Linked DNA regions of Homo sapiens: region 1 is linked to region 2. Evidence: chromatin contacts called from ENCODE Hi-C or POLR2A ChIA-PET data. All regions are on one chromosome and are shown on one strand. Each heading gives the region's core, a stretch centred on a gene start or an enhancer-like site at or near the end of the contact. The rest is flanking DNA. Distances are from core to core; before and after follow the strand shown. Region 1 overlaps PPIE (peptidylprolyl isomerase E). Region 2 holds the start of BMP8B (bone morphogenetic protein 8b).

Evidence for each region. Hi-C counts contacts between places; a loop is a spot of excess contacts on that map. ChIA-PET counts read pairs that join two places held with the same protein, here RNA polymerase II (POLR2A). Pooled maps may share reads with other maps.
Region 1: a loop to region 2 is called in a pooled map, with 1.9 times the contacts of the local background. The contact joins the enhancer-like site here to the promoter of BMP8B in region 2. A Hi-C loop is called at or near these places in 3 of 50 pooled maps. POLR2A ChIA-PET finds 5 or more read pairs at or near these places in 8 of 52 experiments (AG04450, HCT116, HEK293T and 5 more).

The regions. Positions count from the first base shown.
Region 1 is chr1:39,753,582-39,758,849 of GRCh38, forward strand. It overlaps PPIE (peptidylprolyl isomerase E), which reads left to right. Exons shown (of 10, transcript NM_006112.4): 10 at 1-3,188. BMP8B (bone morphogenetic protein 8b) reads right to left here. Exons shown (of 7, transcript NM_001720.5): 7 at 3,601-5,268. Among named protein-coding and RNA genes, the nearest start is that of OXCT2, 15 kb to the right of the region's middle. Within about 2 kb of position 1,555, at least 3 of the 41 ENCODE cell types and tissues checked have a DNase peak (open chromatin) inside an H3K27ac peak, as active enhancers do.
Region 2 is chr1:39,787,019-39,792,530 of GRCh38, forward strand. It overlaps BMP8B (bone morphogenetic protein 8b), which reads right to left and starts at 1,847. Exons shown (of 7, transcript NM_001720.5): 1 at 1,134-1,847. The coding sequence starts at 1,467. LOC101929536 (a long non-coding RNA gene) reads left to right here and starts at 1,958. Exons shown (of 1, transcript NR_135805.1): 1 at 1,958-3,153. RefSeq lists a silencer at 1,799-2,398 and an enhancer at 1,953-2,454.

The DNA.
Region 1 (5,268 bases), core at 305-2,804, 34 kb before region 2:
CATGGGCAGGCTGTGCAAAAAGCCACTGGCTTTTCTCAGCATTTGCTGCTGGGCCTCTCCTGGGACTACCAGTGTGGCTCTTACGTGTTTTCTTTGCTAAAATAAACCCTAGTTCTTATATTGCTCTTCCTGCTAGTTCTTGGGAGTTGTCAGAGATTGTGTCTGTGGCTAAGCTGGACCTCTGAGGCAGGCTGGTGAGTGGGGAGAGCAGAGCATCTTTTTCACAGCTTTCATTTCCTCCCTTGGGCCGATCCCCTTAGATGTCAGGTGATGTATCTTCACACCAGGCATCGATGTCAGGGCAACGGAAATTAAAGACTGGAAAGCTCCGGTCTTCTGCTGCCTCTGCTCCTAAACCCAGCTGCCGGCCTTACAGCCAGCAAGTGTACTCTCAGTGGTTCATTTGTTTATTTGTTCACTTTCACCCTACAGATTTTAAAAAATGAAATTTTTATAACTCAAAGTGCCTTCTCTGTGCCAAGTACTATGCCTATTTGTCAGGAGACAGGAAGCCAACAAACTACATGTGCCTAATCCAGCCCACTGCCTGTTTTTATGAATCAGGTTTTATTGGAACACAGCCACGTCCATTTATTTACATATTGTCCATGGTGGTTTCTTACTGCAGTGGCAGAGGTGCGTAAGGGGCTATAGACACAATACAGGCTATGGTCCCTGTATTAGGGTTTTCTAGAGAAGCAGAACCAATAGGGTGTGTATATATGTAGAAAGAGATTTATTTTAAGGAACTGGCTCAAGCAGTGGTAGGAGCTGGCAAGTCTGCAATCTGCACAACAGACCAGCAGGCTGGAGACTCAGGAAAAAAACTGATGTTGCAGTTCAGCTCTGAGGCAGTTTGGAAGCAGAATTCTTCCTCCAGTGATCTCAGTCTTTTTTCTCTTAAGAATTTCAACTGATTGGATGAGGCCTACCCACATTATGGAGGGTAATCTGCTTTACTCTCTACTGACTTAAATATTAATCCATCTAAAAAATAGGCCAGGCATGGTGGCTCATGCCTATAATTCCACCACTATTGGGAGGCTGAGGCAGGAGGATCACTTGAGCCCAGGAGTTCAAGACCAGCCTGGGCAATGTAGAGACCCCCATCTCTAGGGGGAGAAAAAAAAGCCAGGTATGGTAGTGCACACCTATAGTCCCAGCTACTCAGAAGGCTGAGGTGGGAGGATCGCTTGAACCTGGGAGGTTGAGGCTGCAGTCAGCCATGGTCATGCCACTGTACTCCAGCCTGGGTGACAAGAGGGAGACCCTGTCTTGAAAAAAAGAAACCATCATCACAGCAACATCTAGACTAGTGTTTGACTAAAAACTGGATACCATGGCCTAGCCAAATTGACACACAAAATAGACCATCACAGTCCCAAGGCCTAAAATACTTACTATCTGAGCCTTTACAAAACAGGATTGCCAGCCACTGAAGAGAACAAATGGTCCCACCCCCTGCTGAGCTCACAGTCTGGCTCTCCTGTGTGCAGCCACTTCTTGGAGCTGGCTTCTCTCCACTCCCCCTCCAGATGCTGGTCAGCCAGGCGGTTATAAAGAATCTCATCTGCTGAAGGCTTTTAGCAGGGACTGAGTCCTGTAGCTGTTGGACACCTCCTGTGGGTTGGGTCACTCAGACCATTCAGAATCCACTGAGCTGAGCTTTTGCATCTTGGATTGAGATCTGGATGAGCCAGGAGGCAGGAGAGGCTAGGTGGTCCTCATGACCCTAGGATAGCTCTTGCTGAGGGATGGTGGCATTCTGCCCTACCTCTGGCTCCCATGTGCCGACTGGACTTTGTGAGCTCCAGCTGCTACAGTTGACTGAGTTCAGGCTCCATGTAGCTGGGATATACTACATGGTTACCCCTCACCCCTATGGAGCTTCCAAAAGAGACCCTCCCTCAAAGCACAGCCCCTTCTCTGAGTGCAAATAATGGCCATCAGAGGTCAGTCACAGGTGTTAGGCAGGCATCTATGAAGCTGGGGATGATAGCACTGACTTCAGTGCTTGGACGAGAACCAGGAGAGAGTGTGTAGAAAAAGCACAGCCAGCCTCCCATAAAAGGACAGACTCCTGTGACAACCTTGTCACTCTGTTCCTCCCTGATACTCTGGGGAGGTGGAGGCCAGTGGGCAGTTCTGAAAGCTCAGCAGGTTTGGAGCCATTGGGTGTGGACTCCTCTCCCAGTGTTCCTCCTGGGTGTTCACAGATGTTATTGAATGCACACTGGAACCCTGCACAGGTAAACTGAGGCTTTATTGGCGTGACTGCCAAAGGTCACACAGGGTGGTTTGGCAGAGCTGGGATTAGAAGCCCAGCCTGTCTCTCTTCAGTAGTAATGGAGTCCTGGGAGGTTTACTAGGCTTTAGCCTCAATCTGTGGCGGCAGGGTCCACAGCCCTGGGGAGTGACACAGTCATGGTCCCCATGATTGGCCAGGACCTGTGTGGAGAGACACAGGAGACAAGACCCTGCTCTTCCAGGCCAGAAGGGAGGGGAGCCCCAGAGCTGGGCAGTGGCATGCCCCACAGCCTGGCCACCTGCTTCGGCTACGCACCATGCAGCAGCTGCACCTGGCTGCCTCGGGAAAACTCTGACCTCTCTGGGAAGTGGAGCCAGTGGCTCTGTGGGCGTCCTTTCCTGCAGCCTGGAGAGCAAAGCGGCTTTCCCTGGGACTGTGTGGCTCCTGTCCCAACTGGCCTCCCCATTCCACATTCCCATTGCTGGACCAGCACCAGGACTGGGCACAGGGCTTCCTTTTGCTGATTCATTTCCCCCCTAACTCATTCAGAGTTGAGCCCCATCTGAGTCCCCACATGCTGGCCCTGAAACGGTTACAAAGGCTGAAACCAGGGATGGCAGGCCCAGGATCAGTGCTGTGGCTGTTGGAGTGTCCTCTCCAACAGCATGACAGCCGCCTCCAGGTGCTCCCAGCATCTGTTGCAGTCATGGCAGCCTCACGGCAACCTCTGAAGAAGGAATTATAGAACCAACTTTTTATTGTTGAAAATGGAGTCTTGTAGAGTTCAGTGATGGGAAACTAAAGTAGAAAAAGCACATCACAAAGAAACATATATAGTACAGTGTGATCCCAATTTTGTAAAAATATCTGTAATATGTAAGCATAGGTATTTGTATATCTTAAGAAAAAAAGCCTAGAAATAAAGCCACAAAAATATTAATAGTGTGTTTATTTGACTTGTGGGACTGTAGTGATTTGAATTGTATTTTATTTTTTATATATCCCACTTTCCTCCAAAACTGCATTATTTTTTTGAGAAGTGAAAGACATTTTTGAAAAAGGGGGTCAAGTGCCCATCCAGGGTTCCTTTCAAAAAGGGGGCCAAGCAGTTGACCTGGATGGGCAGTTCCCCCATGCAAATTGCCACCCAAGACACCTGGTGGGTACAGACCTCTCTCAGCAGGACATGGGATCCCATTGTCTGGGAACACAGCAAAGTTTCACAGCCGCTGCCACAAGTGACACTTGCTAGGCCTTTAAAGGCTATAAGAATACAAGTCCCGCCCTCTGAGGGATGCCATGTGTAGATGGTTTAGGAAAGAGCACAGCTCTGAAATAAATACATCATCACCTGCAGAACACATTTTGGTTTAATGGACAGACATAGAAGTGGCTCAAAAATAAGCAAATTCATTTGTAATAATACCAGCAAATACCTATTGTTAAGCATTTATATGTCAGACATCCCAAAGATTTGTGTACATATTTAGTCTTTATAATAGCTTTGGGAGGAAAGAACCAATATCATACTCTACAAAGGAAGAAGCAGAACCAGGATTCAAATCTATTTGGCACCAAAAATCTGCCTCTTGCTACACTGCCTCTATTCCTGTTTCTTTGGACCTTTTCCAGAACATGTTACTTCCCTGCCTCAGTTAGAAGTTAGTGACTACGAATCCCCTGCTGACTTGGCCTCAAGGCCAGTATTGCACCGCAAGGACCAAGACTGCTGGGCATTCCTCTTTTGCCTGTTGTATGCGTCCTCTCTTCCTGTCAACTGTCATTGATTTCTCATTGCTGTCAGTAGATCTGAAACAACCACCACCATCATCCTTCCAACCCTCATCTGGTGCAACGAGATAAACAGGCCATGCCCTGAGCAAAGAAAAGGGAAATGGTGGTATCTGTGCTGCCAGCCTGGGCCACCCACTGCAGATGCACATGCTTGGCTCAGCAAACGGATAAGGATTAAATTCATGGACTTTGTGTTCATTCACAATTGTTTCATTGCTCAAGGGATTTTTCTATTTTATTTCATTTGGTGACTATCTGGATGATAAAAGTTGCTGAAAGTCTGATGGCCAACTAGGTAGACAAAGCCTTATGTTTTTCCATTGTTCTGTATGAACCAGGAGGATCACGGCTCGTATTGGTTCCTGCTATGCACAGCTTGATTAATGGGTAAGGTGTACTCCATATCTACAAACCTTCAGGTAGTTTACAGACATTCTTGGTGCACCCCTAACTATGCCAGATCATTGGCTGGGCACTAAAGATACAGGTGGAGTAAAAAATTAATTGTCAAAATAACTGGCTAATTTAAAATTTACAATTGCCTAGAAGACCATCTTTGATGTTAAGAAGGAACAATTAAGTAAATACTAGGATGGCAAACAGGTTCCATAATTTCATTTTGTTGAGACAACAGTTTTGCTCATGTCACCAGGCTGAAGTGCAATGTTGTGATCTCTGCTCACTGCAACCTCCACCTCCCAGGTTCAAGCAATTCTGCCTCAGCCTCCTGAGTAGCTGGGATTATAGGCATGCACCACCATGCCCAGGTAATCTTGTATTTTTAGTACAGATGGGGTTTCACTGTGTTGGCCAGGATGGTCTTGAACTCCTGACTTCAGGTGATCTGCCTGCCTTGGCCTCCCAAAGTGCTGGGGTTATAGGTGTGAGCCACCATGCCTGGCCAGGTTCCATGTTATGTGCCAACTCTGCTTCGTGACAGCCACCAGAGCCCCACATTCAGGGTTATGAGGCTGCTTCTGGCTCACTATGAGGAGTTGGTAGACAGATTCTTTGGCTGAAGGTTGTTTGGAGATCAAAAAGTGCAGATAGAAAATGGAGGCGCAGATAAGGAAGCCACCTACAAGGCAGGTCTCTTCACCTCCAGGCCAGAGCTGAGATCCCTGTGCTGATAGGGAATTCTCCAACTTCCAGACAGCCTGGGGCTGCCCTTTGCGTACATGGGAGGGTCTCTTCCTCTGCGCTTGCACATGGAGGCCCTCCCTGGT
Region 2 (5,512 bases), core at 597-3,096:
GAAATGTCATCTCTTTGAGCCCTGGATGGACAGTCAGGCTTCCTGGGCCTGTCCTGGCTCAGCAGCGTAGAGGCTGCGCTGTCCTAGGCATGGCGCTGCCTCTCTGAGCCTCACTGTCCTCATCTGGGAGATGGGGATGAAGACCGTGGCTGTTATCAGGGTTGTCGGGAGGATGAAGAATTAATGATGCTGTCTGTGGAGGGAGGCTGATGGCCGGGGCCAGGGACCCTCTCCCTCCTCTCAGCCCCACAGCTCCCCGACTTTGGGCTGATCTGTGGTCCTTGGTTCCCCAGACCCCAGACTGTCACTAGCCACAGACAGGAGGCAAAGCAGATGGGTGACCTGACCAATAGTAACTACATGACCATAGACCAAAGAGTTTAGTACTGGAAAAAAAATCTCTGAGATCTTAGGGAATAAATAGCTCCAGGGTTTGATACAAGATATTTGCAGACAGGAAAAGCCGGGCTTTGCCTGGGAGAACAAAGTGGGTCCAGCTGCCCACTGGACCATTCCACAGGACTGGACACTCACCCCATACCAGATCACATCCCAGGTGTTGGGCCCAGGGTGACAAGGCAACAGTCCCTGCCCCAGCGAGCTGAGTTTGCTCCTTCCCCAGCCGCCCCCCTGACAGCCGCACCCCACCCAGGCTCCGCACAGAGAAGAGCCTGCTGTGGACTCAGGGCACGCGACTCAGCTCTGGTCACTCCGATGTGACCACAGGTTTCCACGCTGAACTTTGTCCCTCTCCTCAGTACTGCCCTTATCACAGTGACAGCATCCCGGCCTCTGTTTACTCACCTGTCTCCCCAGGACCAGGCTGTCTTCCCGGGGCAGCCCAGGTGGGCAAAGACATCACCTGATTCTTACTCCTGGGTGTGTTTGGGGCAGGGTGAAGGCAGCGCCTGGGAGTCCACAGTCCCCCACACTCTGCTCCTGACCACCCCGCAGCCCAGGGGGCCCCCATGACCCTTAGACCTTCCCTAACCACGGCGGTCCCACTCCCCTGTGGTTCGCGTCCACCGTCTGTGACTCCCCGTTCGGCCAGGGCCCGGCACAGCCCGCGGATGCGCGCCCCTCCCCTGCAGCCAGCTTACTCCGAGGGTCCCCGCGCGGGCGGCCGCACTCACCCATGTTAACGAAGCTCATGACCAGGTCGGCGCGGCCCAGGCGCCGCTCCGCGGGCGCGCCGTCCTCGTCGTCGTCGCCGGCCATGGCGTGGTACAGGTCCAGCATGAAGAGCGGCGCGGACGCGGGCAGCCGGGAGGCGGCGGGTGGCGCGCGGGGCCGGGGCCGCCCAGGCAGCCCGAGCACCGCCAGGATCTCGCGCTGCACGTCCCGGCGCTCGCGCGCGCCCAGACGTCGCTGGGGACAGCCGGGCGGGGGTCGCAGGCCGGGGCCGCCCCCGCCCAGCGCGCATAGCGCCAGGCCCAGGAGCCAGAGCGGGCCGGGGAGCGCGGTCATGGCAGGCCGGGGGCGCTCAGCTGGGGCGCTCAGCGGGCGCGCATCGGCTCCGCGGCCGACCCAGGGCCTGGGGACGCCCCGACGGCAAGGAGGCTGGGCTCGGCGGGCGGCGGGCGGCGGGGCGGGGCGGGACGGGCGGCGACCGCGGCCTCAGCGCGGTCCCTGGAGCGCCCGCCGCGCGACACCTGTCCTGGCTCCTGGACGAGAGGACGCGGACGCCACCGCCTCGAGGCCGGGGCTACTCTGCGGACTGGGACTCTCGGCCAATCCGTCTGTCGCCGCCGTACCCGCCAGTCCGGCTGTGGCCGCGGTCCGAGCAGCGCAGGGGCGATGGGCGAGCTCCTGCAGCCACCCGCTTGGTGCGGTTCCCGCGAGTCCCTGCCCTGCCCTGCCCAGCGGTCCGCGTCGCCCGCCCCCACCCCGGGACTGACCAATGGGGGGGCGGGGGCGGGGCCTGGGAGCGGGGGCCACGCCTGCGAGGGGGCCCGGGGCTGCGGCCGGTGTCGCGGGTGGGGAGACCCCGAGGTGCTACCTGGGCGTGGCGGGTGGGCAGGCGGCCCGGGCGAGGGGCTCGCAGCCTGGGCGTCAGCGTGGTCATGGCCGTCGTGGCTTCCGCCGCGGGCCTCGGCGCAGAGATCCTAGGGCCGCGGCGCCCTTCCGGTCCCGCCAGTGGTGCCACCCGGCCGCCCCGCCGTCGCGTGCGCGGGTCGCCATGGCATGCTGCAGGCGCCTCCTTCCCGGCACCTGCTCAGCTGCTCCTCCCCGCGCCCCCACCTGGCTCCCGCGTGAGCCTGGGCAGCGCCCCAGGCAGGCCGCCCCCGCCAGCCCTCGCTGCGCGGCGTGCGCCCCCTGCGCCCCCAGTACTGATCCAGCTTCGCGGGGGAGACGCGCACCCGCCTCCTGCCTTTAGCCGGGCCAGGAGCTCTGGGGCCCTTCTGGAGCACCCGGGAGCCACCTGTGCACTTCTCAGTCGCCACGGCCCCGGTGCAGGCCTGGCAGGAGAAGGATCCCCGCGGAAATGCCTCTACTAACTCAGCCCCTTTCTGCACTCTCTGCTCTTCTCTGGGCGCGCTCTCGCCTTACTTATTCCTGTGTGGTTCAGGCGCTGCGGAAGGAGAAGGCACCTAGACTGTACTGGGAAGGCTCCTGGAGTTGACCTGGAGCGCCAGGAAAGGTCAGTGGAGGAAAGTGCTCCAAGCAGAGGGAAGAGCTTGTGCCAAGGCCCTGAGACCCCGGCGGGGGAGCCTAATAATGGCAGGTAACAGTCAGCACTTGCCACGCGCGAGGCATGTTCTCAGTGTGTGTCTTGTGTCATTTCTGTGATGCTTGCACATCGTCAGGGGGTACCTACCACTGGAACCTCCTCTTTTAACAAATGAGGAAACTGAGGCACACAGCGGTTAAGGGACTTACGCTAGGTCACACAGCAGTAGAGCTGGGCTGGGGCAGGGGGCAGCTCCTCAAGTGGAACCTGGAGAGCCCACGGGGCAAATGGCGGAGGCTGGAGGGGCTGGCAAGGGAGGGACTGCAAAGGGCCTCACAGGGGCTAGACGAGGGCCCTGGGCACCAGTGATTATGGTGCCCCCCCATGTGGATTGAAGATTAAACCTCGAAGCAAGTGTATAATGCCCCCAAAAATCACATTTAGAAGTCATCACTTCAATAAAAATTTCTATATTAAATAAATTATTAATGTAAATGGTCATTTGCTGGCTCCTTAAGCACATGCCTAGTCTGTCTTTTACCGAAGAAGTAAATTTCTGCAAGGGTAAATAATAAAATGAAATAAAATAAATATTATTATTACACTATTCAGAGCACTAAAAGAACTACTTTTTCCTGATTACAGAGGTAACTTGCTTTTGTAGAAACTTTTGAAAATAGTTTCATAATCACTTTTGCACATCATCAGGGGGTACATACCATTGGAACCTCCTCTTTTAACAAATGAGGAAACTGAGGCACACAGCGATTAAGGAACTTATGCCAGGTCAGTACAGAAAAGTAAAAATATTACCCCCAACAAATTTTAAAATCACCCAAATCCCTGTTTCCAGAGATAATCACTGGTAATATTTGATGTCTCTTTTTCTTACATGTATGTGTATTTTTTCATACAAAAAACAGGATCTTATTTGCTTTATTAGCTTCACGTTATATTGCAGTATTTCACTATGCCATTAATTATTGCACACTTTTTTTACTGGCTTCGTGGTATTTTTTCATCATATTGTTATCATAATTTTTTTAATCAAGCTTATGTTATGGGATAATTATATTTTTATATTATATACTATGTTGTTATGAACAATCTTGTAGAATAATCTGTGCACATCCATGGTGATTTCTTTAGGATGAATTTCTAGAGATGGATTTTTTTTTTTTTTTTTTGAGATGGAGTCTTGCTCTGTCACCCAGGCTGGAGTGCAATGGTATGATCTTGGCTCACTGCAGCCTCCGCCTCAAGTGGTCTTTGTGCCTCAGCCCCCTGAGCAGCTGGGATTACAGGCGTGCACCACCATGCCTGGCTAATTTTTGTATTTTTAGTATACACAGGGTTTTGCCATGTTGGACAGGCTAGTCTTGAACTCCTGGGCTCAGGTGATCTGCCCACCCCAGCTTCCCAAAGTGCTGGGATTACAGGCGTCTAGAGATGGAATATTTGAATCAAAGAGCATATACACTTTTTATGGTTTTTGATACATATTATCTGTTGCCCCAATAGCACGAGGGTGCTTATTTTCTATCACCCTTACCAACACTAGATATAACTGTTAAATACATAAATAAATCAATCTCTGCTGGTTTGATAGATGAAAACCTCTCTGCTGTTGTAACTTGCATGTGGAGGGTTACTACACACTGCTCTCTTGTTTTTGAAACCCTGTCCTCCCCTGGCTTCAAGGACGCCTGCTCCCTTGCTGACCACTCCTCCCTGCCCACTTCTAAAACATGGATGTCTGCTGGGTCTGTCCACAGTCCTGTTCTCCCCTTAGACTTGACCTGGTGATGAGCTCATCCACTGAGGCTTCAGTGCCGCCATACAGTCACACCCAACTCCAAATATATTAGTAGGGCAGGCCTTCCTGCTAGATGCCAGAAGCTACATCCAATGACCGATAAGACATGACCAGAGCCAGAAGCCAAAACCCTGGCGCAGACACACGTCCCTCCCTCCCAAGGGCAGTTCAGTCTATTGATTCTACCTTCAAATGCCTCTTGAATCCCTGAGCCTGTGCACGCCCCTTTGCACTCAGGTGTTTCATGGAGCACCTCCTCCCCACTGGTCTCCTTATGTCTCATCTCACTACCCACCCCACCCAGCCCTCACTCATTCCGCAGAATGCATATTTCCAAATGAAAATCTGAATCCTTCCATGGCCTTTCATTGCTTACAGCAGAATTTCCCCAGGTGAGGATTCTGAGGGCTTTCCTGCAAAAGGGGTTCAGTACACACTGCGCTATATATTTCCCCCTTGGTAGAGCCCTCATGCACTTAGCACTTTGTAAGCTCTAGAAATCCTGCAGTAAAAATAAATAAATAAGTAAATTAAATAAATAAATAAATAAAAACCTGTTTAGCCTTAACTTGGCTTCTTCCAAATGCATGTGACTATAGCTTTTTAGTTTTTTGAGGACCACATCTTGGGGACCAGCAAGGCACAAGGTGATAAGCGCCCAGGACCCAGTGGTCTGGCATCATCACCTGGCCCCTGCTGCTGACCCATCTCCACAGTTTTTTTGTTTTGTTTTGTTTTTGTTTTTGAGACGGAGTCTTGCTCTGTCGCCCAGGCTACAGTGCAGTGGCGCAGTCTCGGCTCACTGCAAGCTCCACCTCCCGGGTTCACGCCATTCTCCTGCCTCAGCCTCCCTAGTAGCTGGGACTACAGGCGCCCGCCACCACGCCTGGCTAATATATTTTTTTTTTTTTTTGCATTTTTAGTAGAGACAGGGTTTCACTGTGTTAGCCAGGATGGTCTCAATCTCCTGACCTCATGATCCGCCCGCCTTGGCCTCCCAAAGTGCTGGGATTACAGGTGTGAGC